Regions from separate parts of the Homo sapiens genome. Here region 2 is linked to region 1. Evidence: chromatin loops called from intact Hi-C (ENCODE). Cell type or tissue: body of pancreas. All regions are shown on one strand. Each heading gives the region's core, and the rest is flanking DNA. Links, peaks and the distances in the headings are about the cores only.

Region 1 (15,439 bases), core at 3,701-11,700:
TTTTACACTGGGAAGGAAAAGCAGTGCCCACTAAACATCTTATTACTTTGCAGTGAGCTCTGTGAGCAGAATGTAGAAGTTATGTTGACTCCAGAAATGATCAAAGTGGAATTCCCTATGTTGAACTACAAGGACATCAGGAAGGAGAAGTAAGTGGATGCTTTTATGCCTTATTAAAAGGTAATCTTGGATGAAATTTGTTCTGCATAAAGTACAAAAGTGTCATGTTGTCTGAGTCTAAATAGCTCAGTCTTTGAAAGAGACACATTTCTGGTGCTTCATATATTTAGATGTGTATTTTATTTTAGGCACAATTACACTCCCTGAAATCTTGTTATCAAGTAAGCCTTTAAAAACTGAAATCAATTTTCCATGTGCTTATCAATCAATTTCAGGATGTGTTTGTTTCTCATTAATAGCTGATTGAGTTTCATTCTGTATAAAGAACTGGCTCTGGAGCCAGACCATCTGGAGCTGCACCGTTTGTACATAGAAAATCTCAAGCCAAGTTATTGTCCTTATCAACTCTGAGCCTCAGTTTCCTCATCTGTAGCATGCAGAAAATAAAATCTGTCTGTCACAGGGCAAATGTAAGGATGAAATGAGATGCCAGCCATGGAAGCACCTAACCAGTTGCCTGATGTGAACCAGAGCTCAGTAAATGTTCTCTCCTTCTCTCCATCAGGGGCTAACTAGCCAAGCAAGCATCATCCCTTGAAAAATTGGTTTCAAAAACACAGTAATAAACATATAAAATGTGTTCCTCCTCATTGTAATGAAAGAAATACAAATTAAAACAAAAATTTTGAAGAATACTTTTTAATGTAAACCACCTATAGTTCATATGCTTTATAAGTTTGAAATTCCATGTATAAACTTTATTTTTATTCTTTTTCTTTGAAAAATGCCTTTATATTATGTTAAAAATTAGAAAATATAAAAAATTTTAAATATGATAAAAACAACCATCCAAAGGTAGTAACATACATTTTGTTGTGTGGTCTTCCAAAAATATGGATATATATTTATATTTATATATTTATATTATGTATTTATATATGTACTTATATTTTAAACCATGTATATGGTTTAAATATACATTATATGGTTAAATATATATAGTTAAATATATATTTTCCATATATATGGAAACCATCATATGTGGTTTAAAATATAAATACCGGGCGTGGTGGCTCATGCCTGTAATCCCAGCGCTTTGGGAGGCTGGGGCGGGTGGATCACCTGAGGTCAGCAGTTAGAGACCAGCCTGGCCAAAATGGTGAAACCCCATCTCTACTAAAAATACAAAAATTAGCTGGGCGTGGTGGCAGGTGCCTATAATCCCAGGTGTTTGGGAGGCTGAGGCAGGAGAATCGCTTGAACCTGGGAGGCAAAGGTTTCAGTGAGCCAAGATCGCGCCATTGCACTCCAGCTGGGTGACAAGAGCAAAACTCCATCTCAAAAAAATAAATAAATAAAATATAAATACATATGGTTTTAACAAAATTCAATCATATTATACATATTGTTTTATCTTCTGCACTTTTATTTAACAACATATCATAAGCACATACTTATAAATATACATATGAATTATTATATTTCCGAGTAGATGTACCATAATTTATTTAATCAACAATCTGCCAATGAACGTGTAAACTCTTTGCAGTGTTTTCCGTTATCAATAGTTCTGCAACAAACATCCTTGTGCTATAATTCCTTTCAAACTTATCAGACTGTTTTCTTAGGATAAATTCTAGATCAATGCGCATTTTAAGGTTTTAATATATATTGCTTAATGACCATCCAGATAGTGTGTTACCATCTCTCCTACTGGTAGAGGTTAGAGCTGCCTGCATTCAAATGCCCTGGACAACATGGAATAGTGTCATCTTTTTTTTTCATCTTTATCAATGAGACAGAACTTTTTAAAAGACCATCTCATTATTTTAATTCTTTGTTTACAAGTTATACTAAAAACTTATCTATGCTTTTCAACCATTTCTCTTCTTTTATGAGGGACTTGTTTTGCCTATTTTGCCTATATTTCTTCCTTATTTGCAAGAGTCCCTCATTTATTAAAGATAATTACCCTTTCTTATATATGCTGCAAATTTATTTTCTCAGTTTGTCGTCTACTTTGTTGTGGGGGGCCTGCCTTTTCTGAAAGGAATGCTCACATTTCTTAGAGCTGTATGAGGTCTCTCTGGTTTGTCTGTGATAGTTCCAGAGACCTGCAGCAGCCAACACTGCTCAGAAAACAGATTGGCAGTTTCTGGTAAAAGAAAATGTAAGAAACAAAATTTTAAATGGAATTCCAGTAAGCATCTGTTTTGATCAGTTAATTAATTAATTAATTAGTTAATTAATAGAATATTGTGTTCTGCTACCCAGCACATAAAACCTCTTGCACCTCAACACATAGATGCACTTTGTGTTTTGCTTCAAGTTTCAAAAAACTGACCTAGGGTTTTAAATGAAAACCTTTTTTTTTTTCTACTTCAAATATTACCTCTGGACATAGAATGGCTTGCCCCAGGAGCAAGGTAATATTCAATACCTATCTACTCACTTGCTCTTTTACATGAGTCTTCACTCTTCATACCATGGAGCTAATGTTGAATGGCATTTGGTTATCAAATTATCATTAAACGAAATAGAATTTATTACTTTACATATTCACTCAAAGTGGTATATCATTTTTTACGTATTTTTAGTACTTTACAGAAAAACAAACTAACAATGAACTATAAACATTTTCTGCACACCAAGTCAGCTTCTAATTTTTTCAAAAAACATACATACATTTCACACATTTGCAATAAACATTTCCATGACATTTTTAATTTACCTCTTTGGCAGGTAAAATTATTTTATGTACATTTTTTGTGAACGAAAATTGTCAACATAATTATCATTTTATTGGCTGCATAGTATTTCAGCAAGTTGATATCCCACAGACCATTTTCAAAAGTGATTTGGTTCAGAAACTCTCCTCAGCTCACATCAAGCCTAATCCTGTGCTCAGTTTTTCCTTCTCTGTTCTTACTTTTTCCTCTTCCTCACCTCCTTCTCTCCAGCCAGAAGCCAACAGAGTCCTCCCTGCCAGACACCCAGAGCCTGGACAGACAGGGACGGAACAAAAAGAACACATCAGCAGTGTCCCATTTCCCCCTGAAGACTGTTCTTTATTTGGTTTCTGGCAAACATTTATTTTCATGGATGCAAAGAATCATCTGCTCTCACTCAATGGCTGAAATTCACCAGAGAGATTCTCTGCTGCCTGGACAGCGGTCTTGGCCCTTTCAAGACCCACAGGGGAATCACATTCCCCACAAAATGTTCAAGGAACTGTGAGACTGTGACTTTAGTTGCTGACACATTTTTCAGCACTCCTTAGATCAACACAGTATTACTCAATCATTAGTATCTCTAAGGGGAGACAGGATCTATATATTTTTAGACATGATTCCATAAAATGGTACCAATTAATTTCTTTAATTATGTGCATTAGGGAACATCTTAATTCTCCATTTTCAGGTATTTCTGGTTTTCCAAAACTGTCAGCCATTTGCCAAACATGTCACCCTCTTTTCAAAAATGTCTCAGAAGCACTTTATTTTATATTGGATTTATATTGCCCAAGCAGATTATATAGCTGAGTTCACAGTCTTTGAACAAGACATATGGCCTTTTAACCAAAACACTCGTCATTTCCTCCCACATATCTGGATGCTGGTGAGCACCATGACAGTCTCTGAGCCGAGTCTCCATCTTAACCCTTGGCCCCAGCCCACCAAGAGGCAAGCTGGCCCCTAAGAAGCCCAGGTCCTCCCCATCTCTCCGCCCTTTGTCTACTCCCACTGCACCCATCAATTGATAGCCTCATTTTACACCACGTCCAGTCAAAGTTCTACCCAGCAACCCCCGCCACACCAACATCAGCCTCGGCTCCACTCAGCCACTACTTGGTCCAGGTGCACAACTCTCCCTGAGGTGCTCACTCTTCTGGAGCCATTGCCAGAGTTAGAAATAGTGTGTATCTACCTCATTCATAAAGATGAAAAACCAGCCAGCATTGACTGAGCACTTAGAAGACCTCACACCAGGATCTCTGTGAATAAGATCTCATTTCACCTTTGCTACAATGCTGGGAGATGGGAATTACACCATTCGCACATCAGGAAACAGGGGCTGTGGATTCTTGGGTAACTTGCCCATGCTCAGAAACTGATGCAGCTGAGGCCAGAAGCCAGGTTTGAATCATTCATAAGCTGAGTGTTTTCACTGGTAAGTAAACTATCACTAACTGTGGTGAAAACCTTCTTTGTATATTAAACGAAATGCTCCTCCGACCTTCACCAGCACTGCTGGCGGGGGGTGATTTGCGTGGTTTTATTAAGTGTCCTCATGTTTCCTTCTTGGGTTTTTTGATACTCAGAGAAGTGAAAGATCAAGCACAACCAGCAGAGAAGGCCGGAGAGAAGCTGCTCGAGGAGATGAGGAACCTGCGGGGCAAAGCACTCAACACATACCTGATTCTAGAATGAAAGTCACCAGTAGGTCAGTCCCTTCCATTTGCTTTCCGTGGGCCACTGTGGCCCCTTGCGTCCATTTACATGCCAGCCATCTCTGCAATTAAAGTTTCTGGATAAAAAAATGAAATGTAGAGGATGTATATATCTTTTAAGTGATAATTATAAATCTTATATTTAAAAATAAAATGGAGTTAGGATGATGACAGCGTTGTTAGCTTCTTGGTGCGGTGTTTAGTGCCGGAATGCTTCTGAGCAACATGTGATGAGAGACTAAGAGCCGGGCACTGGCAGCTGTTTCTGGGGGTCTTTTGGAGGTGTGGTGTGGTGGGAGACTGGTTTTGGGGAGGGGATGCTCTCCCACCTCTGCAGAAGCAGCCCCCTCCATCCCTGGGGCATCACTAGATTTGGCTTTGGAAGAGCAATACTGGTATGAATGCTGGCTCCCCACATAGCTGTGCAGGTGGCAGACAGTGGCAGGGGACCTGGACCTGGAGAGGACACTGTGAGGTGACTAGAGCTTGCACCAGTTTCCCAGGAGGAAGCATCCTCCTGGGAACTCACAGAAGCACCTGGAGCAGGAGGTCACTGCAAGGGAGCCAGGAGTTCCAGTGAACACATGTCAGTAAAAACCAGGCCTCAGTATTGTGTTTGTGAACATGACTGCCTTCATATGCACAGGCCAGGAAGGCTGATGACATTTGGGTTGTGTTATAATAACCCAAAATTATCCAAATATATTTGGATGTATTCCCTCCACTCATTTTTCTATGAATACATTTAAATAGCTGGTATCAGACTGTATGTTTGTAGTCTTCATTAACTCATTGATTCTGAATCCCAGTCCTGCTCTTACTCACTATGTGGCCTTCTTAACATTTCTGAACTTCATTTTCCCCTCATGCAAAGACAAGTGCTCACCTTACATGGGGTTGTGAGGATTCAATTAGGAAATGTGCAGAGTATACCTGGCATAAAACAAGAGCTCAAACATGAAAGTTGCCCTTCACTCACAGGGCAGGACATAAGCATCAGTCATTTTTTAAAAACTTTTTATTTAGAAATATTTTTAAACTAAAGGAAAACTTGCAAAATAGTACAGAAAGTTGCCATCTATATTTTACTCAGATTCCTCTAACATTAACATCTCCTGCGTGACAATGATCAGAAACAGGAAATTACAATCGGTACAGCTTTATTGAGTAATGTCCGTTCAGTGTTCCAGGAGTCCACACTGCGATTGGTCAACGTGTCCCCTTCTTCTCCTCATCTGTGACAGTCCCTCAGTCTTTTCTCATCATTTGTGACCTTGACACCTTTGACAGTTGTTTTGTAGACTGGCCTTCAGAGTGTGTGTGTGTCTAATGCTTTCCCAAGACTAGGGTGAGGTTATGCATTTTTGCAAGAATTCCACAGAAGCGTTATGTCCTTCTTGGTGCATCTTATCAAGGGGCTTGTGATGTCGATATGTCTTCTTACTGGTGATGTTTACCTTGGTTGCTTGGCTAAAGTGGTGTCTGCCAAGTTTCTCCACTGGGACATTAATATAATCATGGGGAGAGACTTTGAGATTATGCAAACATCCTGTTTCTCCTCAGCTTTTTTCCCACTCTGTATCTACGTATCTTTATATGAATTCCCACTTTAGCATCCATTGGTGAGTGGGTCTTGTCTGCCACAACCATTACCATGATGTCCACTTAATGATAATGTCCATGAGCTGTCCCTCACCGTCATTTAGTTACTTCTTTATTCAGTAGATTTTTATATCAGCATGGAATCATGGACATTTATTTTATTATATAGGTTATAATCCAACACTACCGTTGTTTATTTTGTTCTCAAATTGTTCCAGCTCTGGCCATTGGGAGCCCCTCAGGTTACACCTCTGACCTTTCAGTGCATCCTCGACCTTTCCTAAGCACATCTTTACCTTCCAGCATCACAGTATATTCCAGACTCATCTGTATCTTTCCCACGTCAGCCCTGGAATCAACCATTTCTCCAAGGAGCCCTGGTTCCTTTCACTGGAGAATGGCATTTAGAAATCAAGACCTGCTACAGCAACTGGTACTTGTTGCTACTGTGGTCCAATTGCTTCCGAGCCCTCTCAGTGGCCAGAGCTAGAAAATACAAGTATTTATACTGAGCCCCCCTCAACACGCACACACACACACACACACACACACATTTTCATCTCTCTATCTTTATGTCTTGTATATATATCAAAAAACATGAATTATGGCCAGGCGTGGTGGCTCACGCCTGTAATGCTAGCACTTTGGAAGGCCAAGGTGAGCAGATCGCTTGAGCCTAGGAGTTTGAGACCAGCCTGGGCAACATGGCAAAACCTCATCTCTACTAAAAATACAAAAATACAGAAAATTTAGCCAGGCATGGTGGCAAACACCTGTAGTCCCAGCTACCTGGGAGGCTGAGGTGGAAAGATCACCTGAGCCCAGGAAGTCGAGGCTGCAGTGAGCCATGATCACACCACTGCACTCCAGCCCTGGTGACAGAATGAGAGCCTGTCTCAAAAAAAAAAAAGAAAAAGAAAAAAAAAAAAACGCATTGATACTGATGCTTCCAATTCCAGTCCAACACCTGGGGTTTGTTTTGGCCTTCCTCCTTTCCTTAATTGTAACTTCTTTCCCCTACAGTGAGCAGCTTAGCTCCCATCATCTACGATGTATTACCTTATGTGTTGCTTGGTGTATCCGTAAAGTAACATCCCATTTGCTAACACATCTCCTTGCGAGAAACACATTTACTAACTACATTACAGTATTGGTGTCCTTTTTACTTTGGCTTTATAGAGTCCAGTTAAAATACTGGTTCCCGAATTGCCTGGGCTGGTTCTGTTGCTTTCTTTGTCTCCTACTCCCATCAGTGTGGTTGTGTTTTCATATGAGTTAGGTTCATGTGTTACTGTTTGTATTTCATCTTGGGTTCCCCTACACGCTAGTTGGGTTTAATTATTTATTTCAGGGTACGTGGAACATTACGATGGCTCTAAATACAAAGATACTCAGAGAAGTATCATTCCTTCTCATTCCCAATCCATCTCCATTCCGCCATCTTGCTGCCCCATGGGTACCCACCCTTCCCACTGTGGGCAACCATCTCTTTAGTTTCTGGTTTATCCTTCTTGTGGGTAATTTTTAAGGCCCCCAAGGGCTCCCATGTGCTCCTCTGCATTCCTCCTCCACATTAACCAGTCACTGGCCTGACCTACTAGCAGTTTCCGAAGCATAACCCACTCGTCCGCACCCCTGGGCCTCTGCACATGCTATTCCCTATGACCTCACCACCTTCTTGCTTAGTGTCCTTCTCACCTAAGGTTTCCCCAGGCCTCTGCCCCTTGGCCCCTGTACTGACCTCTGAGGCAAGGCCTACCTAGTCCCTGCTTCTGTGGAGAGGAAGGGCCCAGGCAATGTTTGTTCAGGGAATTGCTTCCCTCAGCATCCACGCTTAATACCATGCTGTGCACATCACTTCGTTCACCAACATCCAACCAGCAGCTACTGAATCCCTGGCTACTTCCACCTACCCAATCTCCCTTTCTTGCTGGGTGCCCCACATTGCATTGTTGGTGTGAACTTTCTGGCTCCAGACTTTGAGCCTGTTCCCATGTCAGTGCATGTACTTATGTCCATTTCAGTTTCCCCACCTATAAACAAGAGCCAATTTCTCTTATTTCCCTGCTCTCCCCAGGTTGAAAAGGTCGTGGCCCCTTGGAAAGATTGTATTGACTGTGTTGGGGATCTGGTGCCACCTGGTGGTTGCCACAAGAAAGGCCTCTCCTGACTCCCAAGTTGTAACCCGTTTCCACCAAATCGACTTCCAAATAATATTTATCAGATCATCATCTGTGCTTTTCTTCCTTGTTTCAGACCACTTTTAGGTGGAAAAGGCAAAGAAGGCTTATATGTATTTTCTTCCATAATGAGTCCATCAGAAAAAGTTCCTTCGGTGAAATCGTTGACCACGTGATGTTTGGGGACTCCCTATGGGATCAATCATCCGGGTTCCTTAGAGACCATGGCCATAATCAGGGGCTGGCCAAGGGAATGAGTATCCCTGGGTTCAACAGCTGTTTCTGAAGACCTGCCAGTTCCCCTGTCTTGCATTAACTCGGGTTATCATGCCATTCTCCTTCTAAGGCCAAAGATACCTGTAACCGAAGAATCGGGATACTTCACTGCAGTCACTTCATTTTTTTTTCTTTTGAGGCAGAGTCTTGCTCTGTCACCTAGGCTGGAGTGCAGTGGCACAATCTCGGCTCACTGCAACCTCTGCCTCCCAGGTTCCAGCGATTCTCCTGCCTCAGCCTCTCAAGTAGCTGGGATTACAGGGACCCGCCACCACGCCCGGCTAATTTTTCTATTTTTAGTACAGATGGGGTTTCACCATATTGGCCAGGCTTGTCTCAAACTCCTGACTTCAAGTGATCCACCCGCCTCAGCCTCTCAAAGTGCTGGGATTACAGGCATGAGCCACCATGCCTGGCCAAGCAGCTTCATTTTAGAAGTGATTATTATTGCTTTCCTTTCTAGAACTTCCGGTTTGTGAAGTATTTTCTCAATGATCCTCAAAACATTCTAAGACATAAAGTAGCTGTTATTAGTGTGATTTTATGCAGAAACTCAGGCCCAGAAAGCTTCATGGACTTACCCAATTAGCAGAAGAGCCAGGTTTGGGCAGGATCTTGGTTTCCTGCAAAGGTTTCGTTGCCTAGCCAGGCGTGGTGGTGTGTACCTGTAGTCCCAGCTACCTGGGGGGCTGGGGTGGGAGGCTCACCTGAGCCCAGGTAGTCAAGGCTGCAGTGAGCCATGATCCTGGTACCCAGTCCACTCTTCTCTCTACTACATGGTAATCAATGAAAATATTACAGATTTACATTTTTTAACTTTTTATTTAAACTTTCAGCTTTGGAGTCTCTAAGAGTAAAGATATTATGTGATGATATTTGTATTTTACTTAATTGCTTATTCTTTAAAACATGTAATATAGAAAAAAATACAAATTAGCAAATGTCCTTTGCTCTAAAGAAATCAGCTGGCAAGTTTGCCCCACCCAGCAGCAGCCATGTCTTACTCATTTCTGTATCCCCAGCATGCAGCAAGATGTTTGGCACAATGCAGGCTCTCAATAAATGTTTTTTGAGGCTGGGTATGGTGGCTCACACCTGTAGTCCCTGCACTTTGGGAGGCTGAGGCAGGTAGATCCCTTGAGCCCAGGAGTTCAAGACCACCCTGGGCAACATGGTGAAAACCTGCCTCTACAAAAAACACAAAAATTGGCCGGGCATGGTGGCCCATGCCCAGCTACTTGGGAGGCTGAGGTGGAAGGATCACTTGAGCCTGAGAGGTCAAGGCTGCAGTAAGCCGACATTATGCCACCACACTCCAGCCTGGGCAACAGAGCAAGACCCTGTCTCAATTTTTTAAAAATTGGCTAGGTGCAGTGGCTCATGTCTGTAATCCCAGCACCTTAGGAGACCGAGGTGGACGGATTGCTTGAGCTCAGGCATTCAAGACCAGCCTGGGCAACATGGCAAAACCCCATCTCTACAAAAAATACAAAAAAGATTAGCCAGGTGTGTTGGTGCACATCTGTGGTCCCAGCTACTGGGGAGGGTAAGATGGAAGGATCACTTGACCCCAGGAGGCTGAGGCTGCAGTGAGCCAAGATTGTGCCACTGCACTCCAGCCTGGGCAACAGAGCAAGACCCTGTCTCAAAACAATAGCAATAATGTTTGTTGAATTAAGGAATATAAAAGAAATGTGAAAACTATGTATCTAATATTCATTTACATTTTCACGGACAAGTATGTTCATAGAGTCTATTTGCTATAAAAAATATAGGAGTTGGTTCTAATAGATAAAATTTAGAATCCAGAACATCCGAGATGGAAGGACATGGAATGTCGTCTAGCCCCACCCTGGTAAGTATTGGTGGAATCTCTGTAAATTTATCAAGTCCATGCAGTTTCCTTGCTTTTTATTAAAGAAGGGGAAGTAACAGTATTGACGTCATAGAATTGTTGTGAGGTTAAATGAGATCATCCTGGTAGCACAATGCACAATAAATACACAATAAATATTAGCTGTTATTAGGATCACAATATTTATTTGTTAAGGGAGTGAAGCTGAGTCCTCACTCACCACTGCATCTTCTTCAGTTATCCTTTCTACCCTCCACCCATTCATCTCCTGTGCTCCAATAGCTATGTTGGGATCTATGCATGAAAGAGAACTCTCCAGATGGTGAAGGAGATGGAGCATTGCACTAAAGAACACTAGGCCAGGCGTGGTGGCTCACAGTCTGAAGTGCCTTAGCACTTTGGGAGGCTAAGGCAGGAGCATCGCTTGAGCCCAGGAGTTTGAGACCAGCCTGGGCAACATAGTGAGACTTCGTCTCTACAAAAAAATTAATTAGCCAAGCATGGTGGCACGTGCTTGCAGTCCCAGCTACCCAAGAGGCTGAAGTAGAAAAACTGCTTGAACTCACGAGGTCAAGGCTGCAGTGAGCCATTATCGCCACACCACTGCACTCTAGCCTGGGTGACAGAGTTAGACTCTTTCTCAAAACACACACACACACACACACACACACACACACACACAAAGTCTCTCTCTTCCAGCAGGGTTTTGAGGATGGGTTTCGGTAAATGTTTAAAGAGTGGAGATGATTAGAGTATGGACTCCCTGAAGGTAGGGGAATGGACTTGGCCCAGGGCTACTCATGTCTCTTCCAAAGATATGGAGACATCCCTCTCAGGTCTCTTTGCCCAAACCATGCAGCCTTCCCTTTTGGATTAAGACCACTGGCCTCCTGCTCTCTCTCACTAGATGGCATCACAGAGAGGTGTTTCAACATGAAGGCAAGGAGACCTACCTCTCCTGGAGGACATCTTGCAGGAGGCCTGGGAGCACCAAGAAAATGGGCAGCCCCTTACCGTGAGGGAGAGCCACAGCACCCCTCCCCTTCCTCCTCACCATGAGCCCCATCAGAGCAAGCCAGGCAGGCCAGAAACTGATAGTCTGGCATTACAAGACAGGCTGAGCTTACCTTATCCCTTCTTTCAGGAATTTAGACCAGGAAGTAGAGAGAGACCAAGCAAGTTAGCAACAAGGACAGAAGCTGGACAGTTATAAAATGGAGAAATTGGGCGGGGCAGCTGCGATGGGCCATGAGTGACTGAAGTTGTAGGCAAAGAAGAAGTGGGTTTTTGGTGTTTGGAAAACACGAGGAAAAAAGTAGATGCACCAAGAGATAGCAAGAAGCAAGCTGGGATAGAACCCAAGCACACCCATTGCTGAGTTCCTGCCCCCGTTCCCAGCCAGCCCCTGGAACAGGGCCCAACCTGAAAACCACCTCTGTCCTGAAAAAGCTTAAGTGACTCTGCTTCTTACCACCAAAAAGCCTGATCAGATCTTGGCCAAGGCATGGACCCAGGGGTCTGGTGACCCATTCTCTAAAAGTGGTGTGTTCTTAGAAAAGTATTTCATTTCTGATACTCTGTTTACAGGAAGTTTGTTAAAACCACTGTGAAAAGACTTTTCAAGGAAGCAATGCACTTTGAGGTGTATATATAAGGTAGTCAAAGAATGCTTATCCCTCCCACACACCCCCATAACCAATAGTGCAAGCTTTACACATACACACACACACACACACACACACAAATACATATACACACACAGAGTGTGTGCCCTGTCTCAGGTCCAGCTGTCAATATCTCAAAAGCTAGAGGCCCACCAAATGTGGGGTGCTTTTTTTGTGCTTACTGTCCCTGGTGGTGGAAGTTGACCTCATTTGAGGCTGAATCTAGGGACAGGCTACTCCCAAGCTCACCACTGCCTGAAGCTCCAAGCTGGCCATCCTTGGGGTGCCAATGGATCTGTTATGCACCCAAACCTCCCCACCCCCCACCTTCCAGAAGTCCTCACCCCTGCTTCAGGCTGAGGTGCCCTTCTTCTTCAACAAGAAGAGCTAGCTATTCTAAATATATATGCACCCAATACAGGAGCACCCAGATTCATAAAACAAGTTCTTAGAGACCTGTGAAGAGACTTAGACTCCCACGCAATAATAGGGGGAGACATTAACATCTCACTGTCAGTACTAGACAGATCTATGAGACAGAAAATTAACAAGGCTAATCAGGACTTGAACTCAGCTTTGGATCAAGTGGACCTAGTAGACATCTACAGAACTCTCTACTCAAATCAACAGAATATACATTCTTCTCAGTGCCACATGGTACTTATTCTAAAATCGACCACATAACTGGAAGTAAAACCCTCCTCAGCAAATGCGAAAGAACTGAAATCATAACAAACAGTCTCTCAGGCCACAGGGCAATCAAATTAGAACTCAGGATTAAGAAACTCACTCAAAACCACACAATTACCTGGAGATTGAACAACCTGCTCCTGAATGACTCCTGGGTGAATCATGAAATTAAGGCAGATATCAAGAATTTCTTTGAAACCAACGAGAACAAAGAGACAACATACCAGCTTCTCTGGGACACAGCTAAAGCAGTGTGAAGAGGGAAATTTATAGCACTAAATGCTCACATCAGAAAGCTTGAAATATCTCAAATTGACACCCTAATATCACAATTAAAAGAGCTAGAGAGGCAAGAACAAATTAATCCAAAAGCTAGCATAAGACAAGAAATAACTAAGATCGGAGAAAAATTGAAGGAGATAGAGACATGAAAAACCCTCCAAAAAATAAATGAATCCAGTAACTGTTTTTTTTAAATTAACAAAATAGACCACTTTAGACTAACAAAGAAGAAAAGAGAGAAGAATCAAATAGACACAATAAAAAATTACAAAGGGAATATCACCACTGACCCCACAGAAATACAAACTACCATCAGAGAATACTATAAACACCTCCACGCAAATAAACTAGAAAATCTGGAAGAAATGGATAAATTCCTGGACACATACACTCTCCCAAGACTACACTAGGAAGAAGTCGAATCCTTGAATAGACCAATAACAAGTTCTAAAAGTAAGGCAGTAATTAATAGCCTACCAATCAAAAAAAGCCCAGGACCAGATGGATTCACAGCTGTATTCTACCAGAAATACAAAGAGGAGCTGGTACTATCATTCCTTCTGAAACTATTCCAAACAATTGAAAAGGAGGGACTCCTCCCTAACTCATTTTGTGAAGCCTGCATCATCCTGATACCAAAACCAGGGAAAGACACAACAAAAAAAGAAAACTTCAGGCCAATATCCCTGATGAACATTGATGTGAATATCCTCAGTGAAATACTGGCAAACCGAATCCAGCAGCACGTCAAAAAACTTATCCGCACGATCAAATCGGTTTCATCCCTGGGATGCAAGGCTTGTTCAACATACACAAATCAATAAACATAATCCATCACATAAACAGAACCAAAGACAGAAACTCCATGATTATCTCAATAGATGCAGAAAACGCCTTTGAAAAAATTCAACATCCCTTCACGCTAAAAACTCTCAATAAACTAGGTATTGATGGAACATATCTCAAAATAATCAGAGCTATTTATGACAAACCCACAGCCAACATCATATTGAATGGGCAAAAGCTGGAAGCATTCCTTTTGAAAACCGGCACAAGGCCGGTTGCAGTGGTTCACACCTGTAATCCCAACACTTTGGGAGGCTGAGGCGGGTGGATCACCTGAGGTTGGGAGTTCAAGACAAGCCTGACCAACATGCAGAAACCCTGTCTCTACTAAAAATACAAAATTAGCCAGGTGTGGTGGCACATGCCTGTAATCCCAGCTACTCATGAGGCTGAGACAGGAGAATTGCTTGAACTTGGGAGGCGGAGGTTGCAGTGAGCCGAGACTGTATCATTTGCACTCCAGCTTGGGCAACAAGAGTGAAACGCTGTCTCAAAAAAAAAAAAAAAGAAGAAAAGAAAAAGAAAGAAAGAAAACCAGAACATGACAAGGATGCCCTCTCTCACCACTCCTATTCAACATAGTATTGGAAGTTCTGGCCAGGGCAATCAAGCAAGAGAAAGAAATAAAGGGTATTCAAATAGGAAGAGAGGAAGTCAAATTGTCTCTGTTTGCAGATGACATGATGTTATATTTAGAAAACCCTGTCATTGAACTGATAAGCAACTTCAGCAAAGTCTCAGGATACAAAATCAATGTGTAAAAATCACAAGCATTCCTTTATACCAGCAATAGACAAGCAGAGAGCCAAATCATGAATGAACTCCCATTCACAGTCGCTACAAAGAGAAGAAAATACCTAGGAATACAGCCAACAAGGGACTTGAAGGACTTCTTCAAGGAGAACTACAAACCACTTCTCAAGGAAATAAGAGAGGACACAAACAAATGGAAAAACATTCCATCCTCATGGGTAGGAAGAATCAATATCGTGAAAACGATCATGCTACCCAAAGTAATTTATAGATTTAATGCTATTCCTATGGAACTACCATTGACATTCTTCACAGAATTAGAAAAAAAAATTTTAAATTTCATATGGAATCAAAGAAGACCCTGTATAGCCAAGACAAGTCTAAGCAAAAAGAACAAAGCTGGAGGCATCACGCTACCTGACTTCAAACTATACTACAAGGCTACAGTAACCAAGACGGCATGGTACTGGTACCAAAACAGATATATAAAAACCAATGGAGCAGAACAGAAACCTCAGAAATAACACCACACATCTACAACCATCTGATCTTTGACAAACCTGACAAAAACAAGCCATGGGGAAAGGATCGCCTATTCAGTAAATGGTGTTGGGAAAACTGGCTAGCCATATGCAGAAGACTGAAACTGGACCCCTTCCTTACACCTTATACAAAAATTAATTCAAGATGGATTAAAGACTTAAATGTAAAACCCAAAAAC
Region 2 (15,106 bases), core at 7,107-15,106, 140 kb before region 1:
AAAAGTTACAAGAGATCTCTCTGTATTATTTCTTACAACTGCATGTTAATTTACAACTATTTCAAAATAAAAAGTTGAATTACAAAAAAAAGACAACTTAATTATCTGAGTATAAAAGAACATCTAGCTAGGTAAAGTATGTTGAGTCCATTTAACAGGATATGTTCAGGCATTACATATGATTATTTAAGGAAAGTGTTTAGCAGTACAGACTATCAACAGTAATACCGTGATGTTAAACAGGAAAATCAAGACAAACTTATATGTACAGTATGATTGTAATTATGTTAAATGTACTAATTTTTCAGAGAAAAATCTGGAAGAAAATGCATGAAAATATTATGAAAATTATCTTTTAAACCTTTTAAAATAATGTTTAAATATGCAGAGGAAGGTAGACAACCAATGTGTGTGTAGCCCTGCTATCACTAAGTGAACATGTCAACAGAGCTGCCATTTGTCAGGGGAATAGGGGAAGAACTCGTCCCCTGGCTGTCACTAGTAAGGTAGGCTGGGGACTCAGCAGCAGTTATTAGTTTAAAGAAAGAAATTATTTCTTTAAATCAAGGTTTCTGAACTAAGAGCCAAATTTGCTATGGGTGTCATATATGAAATGAAAGTCCGCATTCCATTTCCTCTTTCTCGTTCTTTTTTTTTTTTTTTTCTTTTTTTTTTTTTGAGGCAGAGTCTGGCTCTGTCGCCCAGGCTAGAATGATGCAGTGGCACGATCTTGGCTCACTGCAACCTCTGCCTCCCAGGTTCAAGCGACTCTCCTGCCTCTGCCTCCCAAGTAGGTGGGATTACAGGCACCAGCCACCACGCCCAACTAATTTTTGTATTTTTAGTAGAGATGGAGTTTCACCACATTGGCCAGGATGATCTTGATCTCTTGACCTCGTGATCTGCCCATCTCGGCCTCCCAAAGTGCTGGCTCATTCTCACTCTTACCACCCGTCTCTTTTGGCAGAGACTGTTTCCCCAGTAAATATTCTTCCCTTTCTCTAGTATAATCAAAACTTAACTAGGCAATTGGTTACCCACTTAGACACTACAGTTTCCAATTTCCTTGCAACTAAGGCGTGCCCATGAGATTAGATTCTAGCAATGGATTGGAGTGAAAAACACATGTGCAAATTCTGTCTCATGCCCTTGAAGGAAAGGGACGTGCCTCCCTCTTCTACGTGTGGATATTGCGGTGAACCATATTCAACCATGGGGATGGGAGTAACAGCCCTAAGGCTGATTGTTCTGCTGGACTAAGAGGACTAAACTTATCCTGGAGTTTGCTTCTGAACCTCCACATTCCATCATATTCTCTTTTCTAAAAATTTTCTTTTTCTTTCTTTCTTTTTCTTCTTCTTCTTCTTCTTTTTTTTTTTTTTTTTTTTTTTTTGGCAATCTCGCTCTGTTGCCCAGGCTGAAGTGTAGTGATACAATCATAGCTCACTGCAGCCTCGACCTCCCAGGCTCAAGCCATCCTCCCATCTCAGCCTCTTGAGTAGCTGGGACTACAGGCGCATACCACCACACTCAGCTAATTTTGTATTTTTTTGGTAGAGACAAGGTTTTGCCATGTTGCTCAGGCTGGTTTTGAACTTATGAGGCTCAAGTGACCCTCCTGCCTCAGCCTCCCAAAGTGCTGGGATTACAGGTGTGAGCCACTGTGCCTGGCCTAAATTAATTTTTTTCATTGATAAATAAAAACTGTATAGATTTATTATGCACATGTTGTTTTGAAATATGTATACACTGTAGAAAGGCTCTTATTGAGCTAATTAACATAGGCATTATTTCACTTTTGTGTGTGCGGTGAAAACACTTAAAATCTACTCTCTAAGCAATTTTCAAAAACACAATACATTGTTATTAACTTTAGTCATCATGTTGTACATCCATTGCGTCCTCTTGATGTTAATATACAGGAAGTAACTCAGACTTAGGAAATTTACTGCCAAGGACAGGAAAGAAGTATGCTGTAGTTACAAGTACTGGTCTCAACGCCCTATGGGGTTTATACATACATATGACTCCTATCATGGTGGGCGAGGTGTACTTCTTTGCTTGGCCTTGGCCGTGTGACCATGGTCAATGGGACGTTAGTGATTTGATGTGAGCAGAGGTTTGAAATGCTTACCTGCATTTCAGAACCTGGGGTAGCTTGCTCATCTTAGAATGAATGACAGGTGTAGAAGACTGAACCTAACCCAGGGGATGGAGCCAAGCCGGGAGAGCCCAGCCTGGATCAATCACACCCTAGCTCAACTGTAAATGCCAAGAGGGAAATAAACACTTATTGCTGCATGCCACTGAGATGTGTGCAATTGTTATGCCGCCTAGCTGACTGATACAGGGTAGGAAATAAACTCCAGGGCGGTATCAATGTGTGTGAATAGTGAATGAGGTTTCCCAAAAGTAGATGTCAATTTCCACTGTAAGAGTTGAAAGTCCTCTGGCAAAGAGGACTCTCTTGAGAGCAACAGAGCAAGGTTAGAAATGGGATAACATATCTATGATGGGAAGCCCTGTGCAAGAAGAGTTCAACTTCCTTGGCGATTTTCCTTTGGACTATAGAAACAGCAACAATGGAGGATAGTTTAACTTTTTCTTCTCATCCAACAATTCTTTTTTTTAACTGTGGTAAAATATACATAACATAAAATTTACCATTTTAACCATTTAATGTGTGCAATTCAGTGGTATTAGGTATACTCACAATGTTGTGCAACCATCCCCAGTATCCATTTCCATTACCCCGAACAGAAGCTCTGAACTCATCATTTAGCAATAACTCCACATCCCCCCATTTCCCCAGCCCCTGGTAACCTCTATTCTACTTTCTGACTCTAAGAATTTGCCTATTCTAGATACCTCACATAAATGAATCACACAGTATTGGTTTCATTGCACCTCGCTTGTTTCGCTCAGCACATTTTCAGGGTTAATCTATGTAGCAACACGTATCAGAATTTCCTTTTTTTTTTTATTTTACTTTAAGTTCTAGGGTACATGTGCACAACATGCAGGTTTGTTACATAGGTATACATGTGCCATGTTGGTTTGCTGCACCCATCAACCTGTCATCTACATTAGGAATTTCTCCTTAATGCTATCCCTCCCCCAGCCCCCTACCCCCTGACAGGCCCCGTGTATTATGTTCCTCACCCTGTGTCCATGTGTTCTCATTGTTCAACTCCCACTTATGGTTGTGAAGTGGAGCATCTCACATTTGTTTTGCCCTTGATCCTTCCTCTAAAATGTAACAAGCCAAGATAATGTGGGGGGAGGGGGTATGCCAACTAAAGAAATGTGTGGTGTCCACCAGTGTCTGTGAGACAGGAATGTCATTCTGCTGAGAGGACTGAGTCCATGTTTCCAGGTGGTGACCGGCAAAGAGGGACTGGGGTCCCCAGGGTTGCTGGGAGCGCCTGGGAAGAGCATGTGGCTCCTTGGAGCAACCACCCAGAAGATGTGGGAGATGAGAAACAAGCCCTTTTGCTATCTACATCAACCTAGAGAAGAGGGGGAGAGGCTGACATTTAGTAGCTATATGCATGTGTATATGTACACATATTGTATATATTCATTAAATTTAAAAGTATTAAATACATTTTAGTTGTAATTCACAGGAGGGACAAATGAAGATGAAAGAATTGCTGAACTTTATGTAAAATTTTCCTCAAAACAAGAGCTATTCATTTTTTTTAAATCCCTTTAAATTTTTAAAATTGAGTTTGTATAACCACACTGAGCCTTTTTTTTAAATTTGTACTAGTACCAAAGAGTATAATGACAAATAGTATTTCCCTTCCATAACCTTTACCTGCTCTCCAGGCAACCATTTTCAACTCCTTTTAGTTGTTTATTTTCATTTTTGTCTCCATGTTTTAAAATTATATTCTTGGCTGGGCATGGTGGCTCACGCCTGTAATCCCAGCACTTTGGGAGGCTGAGGCGGGCAGATCACAAGGTCAAGAGATGGAGACCATCCTGGCTACCGCGGTGAAACCCCGTCTCTACTAAAAATACAAAAAAAAAAAATTAGCCAGGCGTGATGGCGAGCACCTGTAGTCCTGGCTACTTGGGAGGCTGAGGCAGGAGAATGGTGTGAACTTGGGAGGCAGAGCTTGCAGTGAGCCCAGATAGCGCCACTGCACTCCAGCTTGGGTGAAAGAGCAATCTCTTTGAGATCTCCGTCTCAAAAAAAAAAAATTATATTCTTTTACTGTTGTTATTTCTTGGTTTTTAAATTTGAGACAGTCAAACTTCCTATTAGGGAAGAGAAAGATGAGATGTTTTAAAATCTCCCTACATATACTTCTCTCCTCATATATTACATATACTAATCTTCATTTCATTTTTAGTGAAGAATGGTCTACATTTATAATGACTTATTTTGACTAGGAAATATTGTTCGCTGCTGAGTCAAATCATGTAAAATGATTATGTGTCTTTCTTGTACATTTTGTTTTTCCTGAGGTCTATCATTATTGTTTTTTCATTGGATTAGTTTTCCATGTACATATGGCTAATTTTTCCAAGTGCTCCCACAGCTCTGTTACACATCTATCCACAGTCCTATTGGTTTTTCCTCCGGATATTTCTGTCTCAGAGTTCTCCTTCCTCTTGCTCCACCCAGGCCTGCTATCTGGCTGTGGTTTGGGGTGCCCTCTCCCTGTCTCCTGGCTGGGGTCTCATTTCCTAGGTATCATGGCTTTTTCCTTGGTTTGCTCTCATTTTGCAAAAGCACAGAATTCTCTAGTAACCTCCTAAGAAAAAGTACATGGGGGTAAATTTTTGAATCTTTGCAGAAGTGAAAATATTTTTATTAATTTGATTAATTATTAAACTAATTAACAATTTGGGTAGAAAATACTAGGCTGAAATAATTTTCCTTCCAAATTTTGAAGGCATTTCTCCTCTTCTTGTATTGTTAATAAGAAATCCAATTCTGATTCCAAATCTTTTGTATACAACTTTTTTGTTTTGTCCCTAGATATATGTAAGATTTTTCTTTGTTCTTAGGTATTTTGAAATTTCTTGAGGAAATGGTTGTTTTTAAATTTATTGATTGGATACTCAGTCAGCATTTCAATCTGAAGACTTGTGTTCTTCATTTCTGGGAATTTAAAAAATATTATGTTTTTAATTTATTATTTCCTCCCTTCATCTTTATGCTGTCTCTCTGGAATTCCCACTAGCAGAGTATCGGACGAGGTGCACTGATTCTCCAATCTTTTCATCTTTCTCTACTATTCTACCATTTTGTCTTCGTGATCTTCTTCCTCTTCCTCTTCCCCTTCCCCTTCCCCTTCCCCTTCCCCTTCCCCTTCTCCTTCTCCTTCTCCTTCTCCTTCTCCTTCTCCTTCTCCTTCTCCTTCTCCTTCTTCTTCTTTCTTTTTGAGATGGAGTCCCGCTCTATTTCCCAGGCTGGAGTGCAGTGGCGCAATCTCAGCTCACTGCATCCTCTGCCTCCCAGGCTCAACTGATTCTCCTGCCTCAGCCTCCCGAGTAGCTGGGATTACAGGTGCGTGCCACCAAGCCCAGCTAATTTTTGTATTTTTAGTAGAGACGGGGTTTCACCTTGTTGGTCAGGCTGGTCTCCAACTCCTGACCTCAGGTGATCAACCCTCCTCAGCCTCCCAAAATGCTGGGATTACAGGCGTGAGCCACCGTGCCCAGCCTTTGTGATTTTCTTTATAAAAGATTTCCTTGACATTATCTGTAGAGTTTTTTTATGAATGTTTTGTTTCATACATTTAACTTCCAAGAATCCTTTCTTACTCTGAGATGATTCCTTTTCTATAGCATCCTTTTCTAGTTTTGTGGCTCAGGCATCATTTTCACAAAGGATTTCCAAATATTAGTTGTACGTCTTAAGTTTGTCTCCTCTTGTCTACATGATCTGTTTCCTTGAGGCACTTTTCTCATGATTGTTTGCTTCCACATTGGAGGCCCTCCTCAATGTACGATCTAAGCTTGAGACAGTAACATAGTCCTTGGAAACACTGTGGACCTAAACAGCTTCTTGCCTGGTGGCCTTCACTGTAACATAACCAGGCCAAGAGGGAGCCCACTGCTGGGGTCTATGAGTGGACTCTCCTCAGTGTCTGGGGCCTTTCCAGGGTGCCACAGGATGACTTGACAGTTTCTCCTCTGCCTGCTACAGGCATTGAGGTTATTCTTTCCATACAGCTATCACTTCATCACTTTTCATTTTCCAAAGATTTCTGGAAATTTCTGCTTCATCTCTGTCTCTTGTTTTGTTCTCTTTGTATGGGTTTATACCTTTTCTATTCCTTTACTGTCATTTTAAAAGTGTTTCCAGAGACAGAGCAGATAAATATATGTGGTCAATCTGTCATCTTAAACTGAATGCCCTAAGCATATTTAAAAAAATTCCTCAAAAATTTAATAAGAGATTGTCAGAGAAAAATCACTAAATGGTACTTTTCTATATTATTTTATTATTTTTATTAACTAAACAAAAACATACATTACATATTCTTTCCTTTTTGGTTTCAGAGCCTGAGTCTAAGTCATCATTACATGGAGTTTTGGAAATATTGCTAAAATCATGTCAAAGTTTGGATTTTAAAATATTTAGACCACAAACGTTTTGTATAACTTTTGTCTTTTCCTAGAATTTTAAATCCACTTTCTTTTTTCTTGTTGATCACAAAATTCACAGGCCTTCACCTCATTAATTACACATCAGAGCTGTACTTCAAGGTTCTGAAGAGAACGGCTTTCTGTAACATTGCCTACTGTCTTCTCTGGGGTGTTCTTCAAGGAGCCCTTTGATTTTCTGAACTGAATCTTTTCTAGGGTCTTTTGCAGAACCATGGAACTGGTGCCCATCCATTGCTTTTCTGGGTAAATTCCACTTTTTAGTATCCCATAATTTTACATTGAGTTTTGGTTTTGCTACATAAAACTATGGTAATTTTTTAAAGAAGAAGTGCTTAAGTTGTAAACTGTGTGAGTCACTGCATGTCTAACAGTGTCTCTGCAGGGTGTATCACCCTTTGTCTCACTCAACACATAGTCGTGGTTGGTCCCACTGTGGTGTATAAGTTCACCTCTTGCTTGACAATTCTATGATGAACTTCCACCATCTCTTTCTTTGGGTTATTTTTCCAGATGGTAGACATGTTTTGAGGTGTCTGCTTAGCCCCTGAACCAACAACTGCCCCCTGGGAAGAACCCTTTCATGTCTAGGCTGGGTGGTTTATGCTGTGTGATCCTATCCCACTGATTAGACCAAAGGAGAAAACCTAACCAGGTGTGAGACAATCTGCCTTCCTTGGATATTTGGTGTTGGCATGGGGAGAAAGCCAATCTCTCCCATTTCCAAAGCATGCAAACTTGGAGGCTATGGAGCATCCATATACTATCCTGTAGAAAGCAACAGAAAAATCCAGTCTGCAGAGAGAAAGAATAACAAAGAAGACACAAATAAGAGAGAAAATATGTCAAGTGGGTTCTGTTAGCTATTTTGGAGTTTAATTTTGGACTCTTAAGTCAAGATGGCAAAATCTGGGAGGAGATATAATAAAAATCTTTTAAATTCTGAATAAAGGCTGGGTGCAGTGGCTCACGGCTGCAATCCTAGCACTTTGGGAGGCCAAGGCAGGTGGATCACCTGAGGTCGGGAGTTTGAGACCAGCCTGACCAACATGGAGAAACCCCGTCTCTACTAAAAATACAAAAAAATCAGCCAAGCGTGGTGGCGCATGCCTGTAATCCCAGCCACTCAGGAAGCTGAGGCAGGAGAATCTCTTGAACCCGGGAGGCAGAGGTTGCAGTGAGCCAACATCATGCCACTGCACTCCAGCCTGGCAACAGAGCTAGACTCTGTCTCAAAAGAAAAAAAAAATCTGAATAAGGTAAAGAGACTCAACATCATCTCTCTTCTCACACTTTATAATTACTTGCCTAACAACCAGAGACTGGAAAGATATCGCTTCAAGGGGGGAAAGGAAAGTAATAGTCTAATTTATACAATGAGAAATAAAAACAGGAAACTCATCATTATATAACCTATTCAAAACTCAAAATTTTAGCAAACATTTATTGGGCACCTACTATATGCTTAGCAGTCTGCCCATCACTGGTGACATGAAGGTGAATGGGACATAGATTCTGTCCTTGAAGCTCATGGTCTCCAACAGGGGCCAGAGAAGTCAATGGCCAGAGGGCCCAATGTAAGTGCTGTGAGGAATTTTAAATGGGAGTGGCATTGCCAAGTCTGCCATTATGAGAAGGAAGGAGGATGGGGTCAGAGTAGTAGTAAAGAACCCCTAGGAGATGGCTCTACCATTTAAGCAAGACGTGAGGATTGTCTTTGAAATAATTACTTTTCAGTGTCAACTTGACTGGATTAAGGGCTAACTGCATAGTTGGTAAAACACTATTTCTGGGTGTTTCTGGAGGAGATTGGCTCAGGAGTTGGTAGACTGAGTGAGGAAGATCTGCTTCAACGTGGGCAGGCACCATCCAATCGGCTGGGCACTGAATACAACAAAAAAGGCAGAGAAAGGTAAATTCACTAACTTACTCTCTCTCTTTCTCTCTCTTTCCTGGAACTGGGACACCCTTCTCCTGTCCTTGAACATCAGAATCCCAGGTTCTACAGCCTTGGATTTTAGAACTTGCACAAGTGGTCCCCCCATGGTTCCCAGGACTCTAGCTTCTGACTGAGTTCCACCATCATCTTCCCTGATTCTGAGGCGGTCAGACTCAGAACCACGTTGGCCTGAGCCATGTTGCTGGCAAGATGGAAAGGAAGGAGGTGCCCAGCACTGCATGCCTCTAAGATGTGTTGGGTATTTCCTAGTGTCTCAGTGTAACTATTCATAGTATCTCTTCTCTCTCAAAAACTGCATGGATGACCCTTGGTAGGATCCGGACTGGAAAGTATCTAGTGCATACAAATGGCCAACAGGTAAATGAAAAGCTGCTCAACATCACCAATCATGAAGGAAATGCAAATCAAAGCCGCAATGAGCCATCATCTCACACCTGTTAGGGGGGCTAATGTGGGGTGAGAACAAGTGCTAACAATGATGTGGAGAAAAGGAGACTCTTACATACTATTGGAAGAAATGTAAACTGGCTTAGCCATTATGAAAGACAGCATGGAGCTTCCTCAAAAAAATTCAAAATAGAACTAACATATGATTCAGGAATCACACTTCTGGTCATAAACCCAAAGGAAATGAAATCAGCACCTCGTAGAGGTACCTGTGCCCCCATGCTCACTGAAGCACTATTCACCATTGCCAAGATGTGGGAGCAACTTACGTGTCTCTCAACAGATGAATGGATGAAGAAACATGCTGCATATATACAATGGAATGCCAGTCAGCTTTAAAAAAGGAGATCCTATCATTAGTGACAACATGAATAAACTTGAAAGACATGGTGCTAAGTGAAATAAGCTGGTCACAGAAAGAAAAATACTGCATGATCTTACTTATATGTGGAATATTACAAAGTTGAATACAAAGCAGCAGGGAGTTGAATGGTGGTTGCCAGGGCCTGGGAGGGGGTGGGAATGGAGAGATATAGGTCAAAGGGTATGAAGTTGCAGTTACACCAGGATGAATAAGTCTAGAGATCTAATGTACAGCATGAAGACTATAGTTAATAATACTGTATCGGGCCGGGTGTGGTGGTTCACGCCTATAATCCCAGCACTTGGGGAGGCTGAGGTGGGCTGATCACCTGAGGTCGGAAGTTCAAGACCAGCCTGGCCAACATGGTGGAACCGCGTCCCCACTAAAAATACACAATTAGCCAGGCATGGTGGCGCATGCCTCTAATCCCAGCTACTCGGGAGGCTGAGGCGGGAGGATCACTTGAACCTCTTGAACCCGGGAGGCAGAGGTTGCAGTGAGCTGAGATCGCACCATTGCACTCTGGGCTGGGCAAAAAGAGCGAAATTCTGTCTCAAAAGTAATAACAATAATAATAACACTGTATCGTACACTGGAATTTTGCCATAAGAGTAGATTTCAGGTGCTCTTACCACACACACACACACATGCACACAAATGGTAACTTTGTGAAGAAACATATGTTAATTTGCTTGACTATAGTAATCACTTCACTGTGTATTTCAAAATATCATGTTGTACACTTTAAGTGCTTTTTTTTTTTTGAGACGGAGTCTCACTCTTTCACCCAGGCTGGAGTGCAGTGGCACAATCATGGCTCACTGCAGCCTCTACTTCCCTGGTTCAAGCATTCCTCCCGCCTCAACCTCCTGGGTAGCTGGGACTACAGGCACACACCACCACACCCAGCTAATTTTTAAAATTTTTTGTAGAGACAAGGTCTCCTATGTTGCCCAGGCTGGTCTTGAACTCCCAGGCTCAAGCCATCCACCTGCCTCAGCCTCCCCAAGTGCTGGGATTACAGGAGTGAGCCACCGTGCTTAGTCTACAATTTTTATTTTTTAAAAAAGATTATAAAAAAGAATCCAGTGAATGTGGCAAATCGAAGGGCACTGGTGAGGCTGGTTTCTGTGGGTGGAGCGTGGGAGCCAGGTTGCAGTGTGAGAGTGAGTGAAGTGGAGGCAATGAAGGTGGACGCGTCTTACAGGAAGCTGGCCACCAGGGGGCAGAGAGCAGAGGGCTATTTACTGCCTGGGCTGGATAGACTTGGGGAAGTTAACCAGCTGATGAGAAAAGTCAGCGGAGAGGAAGAGGGTGAAGGTTGGGTGAGATGGCTGTCATTGTGTTGTCCTGGGAAGGAAGTCGGTAGGGGTAGGAGTAGGGACAGGCTGTTGTCTGGGGAACAGCCTCTCTTCCACTTGGATGCTGTTATGGACTGAATGTGTCTCCACTAAATTCATATGTTGAAGCCCTACCCCCAGGGTGGCTGTATTTGGAGGTAGGGCCCATAAGGAGGTAATTAAGGTTAAACAGCATTGTAGTAATAGGGCCCTGATCCTATAGGATTAGTGTCCTTACAAGAAGAAATACCAGAAAGGTGTTTCCCTCCCCTCCCCTGCATCCACACACTCACTGGAAATGCCACATGAGGACAAAGTGGCCATGTGCAAGCCAGGAAGAGGGTCCCCACCAGAGACCAAACCCTTGGGGATCTTGATCTCACACTTCCAACCTCCAGAACCGCGAGATTAATTTCTTTTGTTTAAGTCCCCAAGTCTGTGGTATTTTGTTATGATAACACAGCTGACTAAGACAGACGGGAAGGAAAGGAACAGAGGGTACAATTTAGACACATCTGTAAGGGCAAGATGTTGGTTAGAAGTTCATCCAGGTAGTCTCAACTCTTGGGAAATGGAAGGTGAGCCCATCTGTTGAACATGAGAGGGAGGCGGGAGGTGAGAAATTTGAAAGACACGTGGCCATCAGGAGCACGCCTAAGAGCCTCAGGTGAGGGAAGTGGGGTGGGGCATGGCAGGATCTGGAGATGACTCTGGGAACCTCAGGAGCCTGCAGCACAATGGGCTAAGACTGCGGGACGTGATGAACCAGGGATGACCCTCCCCAAATGCCATCCTTGGAACAGACGCACAATGTAGAGGCTGGGTGGGCCCCAGGAGTCCATAGGAATGCTGAGCAGCCTTCTGTTTGTAATGTAAGCAAGTAGATAGCATCTGAGTATTGTGGTTTTACCTTGAGCTGCAGGTTGTCCCGAAGCCTGAGTGAAGGTCAGTGGTGAGAACCTACAGCTTGCTAAGAGCAGGGATGCAGAGACCAAGCTGGGGCTCACTGCAAGAGGCTGTTCTGGTGGTGGAGCTCGAATCCCAGATATTAAATCTAGGCTTTCAGCAAGGGGGTGCCAGGAAGAGAGGCTATGTCCTCCCTTGTCATGGTAGGAAATCTGGGGACTTCCCAACCTGGGTGGGGATCATGAGGACAGGGTGAGGTTGGGAAGTTCTGCGGGAACTCCAAAGGGTGACGATGCCAAAGCAGGTGGACTCCCCCTTTTTTTTTGAGACGGAGTTTTGCTCTTGCTGCCCAGACTGGAGTACAATGGCATGATCTCAGCTGACTGCAACCTCCGCCTCCCAAGTTCAAGCGATTCTCCTGCCTCAGCTTCCCGAGTAGCTGAGATTACAGGCCACCACGCCCAGCTAATTTTTTTGTACTTTTAGTAAAGACAGGGTTTCTCCATGTTGGTCGGACTGGTCTCAGACTGGTCTCAAACTCCCGATCTCAGGTGATCCACCCGCCTCGGCCTCCCAAAGTTCTGGGATTACAGGCATGGGCCACCGCGCTCCGCCTAAGTGGACTCCCCTAAACTGTTTGGGAACTGGTATCTCCTCCTGTTGGATTTTGTGACCCCATGCTCATTTCTGGGCCCCTCAATAAATGCTGTGTGTAACTCAGTATTTTTTTATGTTTCACAAATTGATTAGTTTAAATGAAAATTAATGCTATTTTGAAGTTTGGGAGATAATTTTATGACAGCTCCTTGGGCACCAGAAACCCGGAACAGGCCTCTCTTTTGGAGCAGATGCATGTGCTGGTTAAGAAGCTCTGCGGTGGCTCACGCCTGTAATCCCAGCACTTTGGGAGGCCAAGGTGGGTGGATCACGAGGTCAGGAGTTCAAGACAAGCCTGGCCAATGTGGTGAAACCCCATCTCTACTAAAAAATACAAAAATTAGCCAGACATTGTGGTGCATGCCTGTAGTCCCAGCTACTCAGGAGGCTGAGGCAGGAGAATCGCTTGAACCTGGGAGACGGAGGTTGCAGTGAGCCAAGATCTCGCCACTGCACTCCAGCCTAGGTGACAGAGTGAGATGAGACTCTGTCTCAAAAAAAAAAAAAAAAAGAAAAAAAGAAAAGAAAAACAAAGAAAAAAAAAAGAAAAAAAAACAAAAAAGAAGTTCCAGGTTTAAGGTCTCATGTCACCATGTCCAGCTGGGTGGCCTTAAGCAAATGGCTTCACATCTATCCAAGTGTCAGTTTCCTCATCTGCACCATGGGGCTAATAACTGTTGAAGTGAGTGTTAGTGTTAGGAGGGACTCAGCAGAGTGTCTGGTAGAAAATAAGAGTCAATTAAAGGAGCCTTCATCATCCTTCACTTATTAACTTCAGGGATAATAAAAATCTCAAAAGAAATCCACAAATACTTCTTCAGAAAACTAGAAAGTGTTTTTCCAGGTACACAAAAAAAATCCCCAGTGACCCTCTCTGAAAAGTCATCAATAATCAGCTCCCAGGCTGGGCATGGTGGCTCATACCCATAATCCCAACACTTTGGGAGTCTAAGGCAGGAGGATCACTTGAGCCCAGGAGTTCAGGACCAACCTGGGAGACATGGTGAGACCCATCTCTAAAAAAATTAAAAAATTAGATGGGGATGGTGGCAGGTGTCTGTAGTTTCAGCTGCTTGGGAGGCTGAGGTGGGAAGATCACTTGAGCCAGGAAGTTCAAGGCTGCAGTGAGCCATAATCGCACCATTGCACTCCAGCCCGGGCAACAGGGTAATTACCAGCTCTGCAGGCAACGCTTGCAGGCCTTTCTAAGGTTCTGCTCACTGTGCAGCCACAGGGCTTGTCAGCTTCTGGATCCAGATGCATGACCGGACAGGGCAGCGACCACCATGTACTGAAGGCTTCCATGTGCCAGAGCCTGTACTTGGAATTTTTATATTTCTTAGCCATCAACTGAGGAGGGATGGAGATAGGAGGGAAAAAGATGGGAAGGGAGGGTGGAATAGATCAAGGAAACATTCTCCACAGAAGTCCTTTGTCCAGTTTGGAAACTGGTTTTCATCAGGCACACCTGTTTCCATCCTCTGACTCAGATGCCGTATCACCAACCCCACTGCCCCAAACCCAATGTGAAATGAATACCTATTGTTAGCCCTATCTGTGTATCTGTCCTGAAACATGACAACCTTTAAGGCAACGGTTCTCAAGCAGGGGCGATTTTGCCCTTCCTACCCCCAGAAAAAATTTGGCAATGTCTAGAGATACATTTTCTGTTGTCACAGCTTTGGAGTGATCATGGGCTTCTAGAGGGCAGAGGTCCATGATGCTGCTAGACATTGTACAATGCACAGGACAGCTCTCAGAAGAGAGAATTATCTGGCTCCAAATGTCAGTAGTGTGAAGAAACTCTGCTTGAAGGAAAAACCAGCCCCACACACCTCACTTAACTCACTAAGGTTAACAAATTGGCAGTTTGCCAAATGTCATGGATTAAAAAGCCCTACCTTGAGTGACTCTTTCTCTACAGCCTGACACATTTCTGTACAATTTAGCAAGTAAGGAGTGCTTTCAAGAGGTGATTCTTCCTTATTTGTTGCTGCATCAGCATGATTTCATTCAGTCATCCATGCATTCATTCAACAAACACTCACTGAGCTCCTTCTTACACTGTGACAGACTCTAGGGATGAAAGATGAACAAGATGAGTCTCCATGTTCAAGTTCAAAGTGTGCATATTGGGGTTTGGGGGACAGATGTGTTAGTAAATAATTACAGTAATGTTCCAGGTAAAAGTTCTCATGAGATGTATGGGGGTGGGGCCGCAGAGGGGGCTGTGATCAGTATTTCTTATAGGGAGGCCTCAGAAAACTGCCCCATTCGGCCACTTTTTGGGTTTCACTTACAAGGGTCACTTCTGACGCCTCCCTATATGGAGTAGAGGGAGAGCGGTAATAAGCAATTTGGCCTCACTGACCCCCCTCCATTGGGAAGATGCCTATAATCTCCCTCAAGGGGGAGCTTCAAATGAATAAAAAATTATTTGAACACACTTAGATTTCAAAATCAAATGTGTGACCACCCAGAGTCAAACAGAAGGAAAGCAGGGCTCCAGAGGCTGGGAAATATTCCAACCAAAGTAGGTCAGTTCCACTCCTATTTATTACAGGAGTTCTCAGCCAAGAAGTGTGAGATCTAAGGTCTACAGAAGCCGTAAAATAACCCAAGGACCACGACTTATACACAGGAAACCATCTTGTGATTATGTAAGGCAGTAATGCACATTTGAAAATACAAGGGACCGCCGGGCGCGGTGGTTCATGCCTCTAATCGCAGCACTTTGGGAGGCCGAGGCAGGCAGGTCACCTGAGGTCAGGAGTTTCAGACCAGCCTGACCAACATGGAGAAATC

The links. Peaks named below come from ENCODE experiments on the same cell type or tissue, not always from the same donor. Only the 100,000 strongest peaks of a DNase experiment are listed, where the experiment ranks them.
Region 2: it touches region 1 in a loop (4-fold over the local background); 37 of 110 quality-filtered maps call a loop at or near these places.

Annotation. Positions count from the first base shown.
Region 1 is chr2:119,651,921-119,667,359 of GRCh38, forward strand. CFAP221 (cilia and flagella associated protein 221) reads left to right here. Exons shown (of 24, transcript NM_001271049.2): 23 at 54-149; 24 at 4,442-4,741. The coding sequence ends at 4,550. Among named protein-coding and RNA genes, the nearest start is that of TMEM177, 20 kb to the right of the region's middle. In body of pancreas, for the core only: a CTCF peak has its summit at 8,312 (motif pointing left); a DNase peak (open chromatin) is centred at 8,301.
Region 2 is chr2:119,507,016-119,522,121 of GRCh38, forward strand. The region is part of intron 1 of SCTR (secretin receptor); the gene reads right to left. Among named protein-coding and RNA genes, the nearest start is that of SCTR, 9.9 kb to the right of the region's middle. In body of pancreas, for the core only: a CTCF peak has its summit at 10,614 (motif pointing right); a DNase peak (open chromatin) is centred at 10,606; H3K27ac peaks cover 4,896 bases.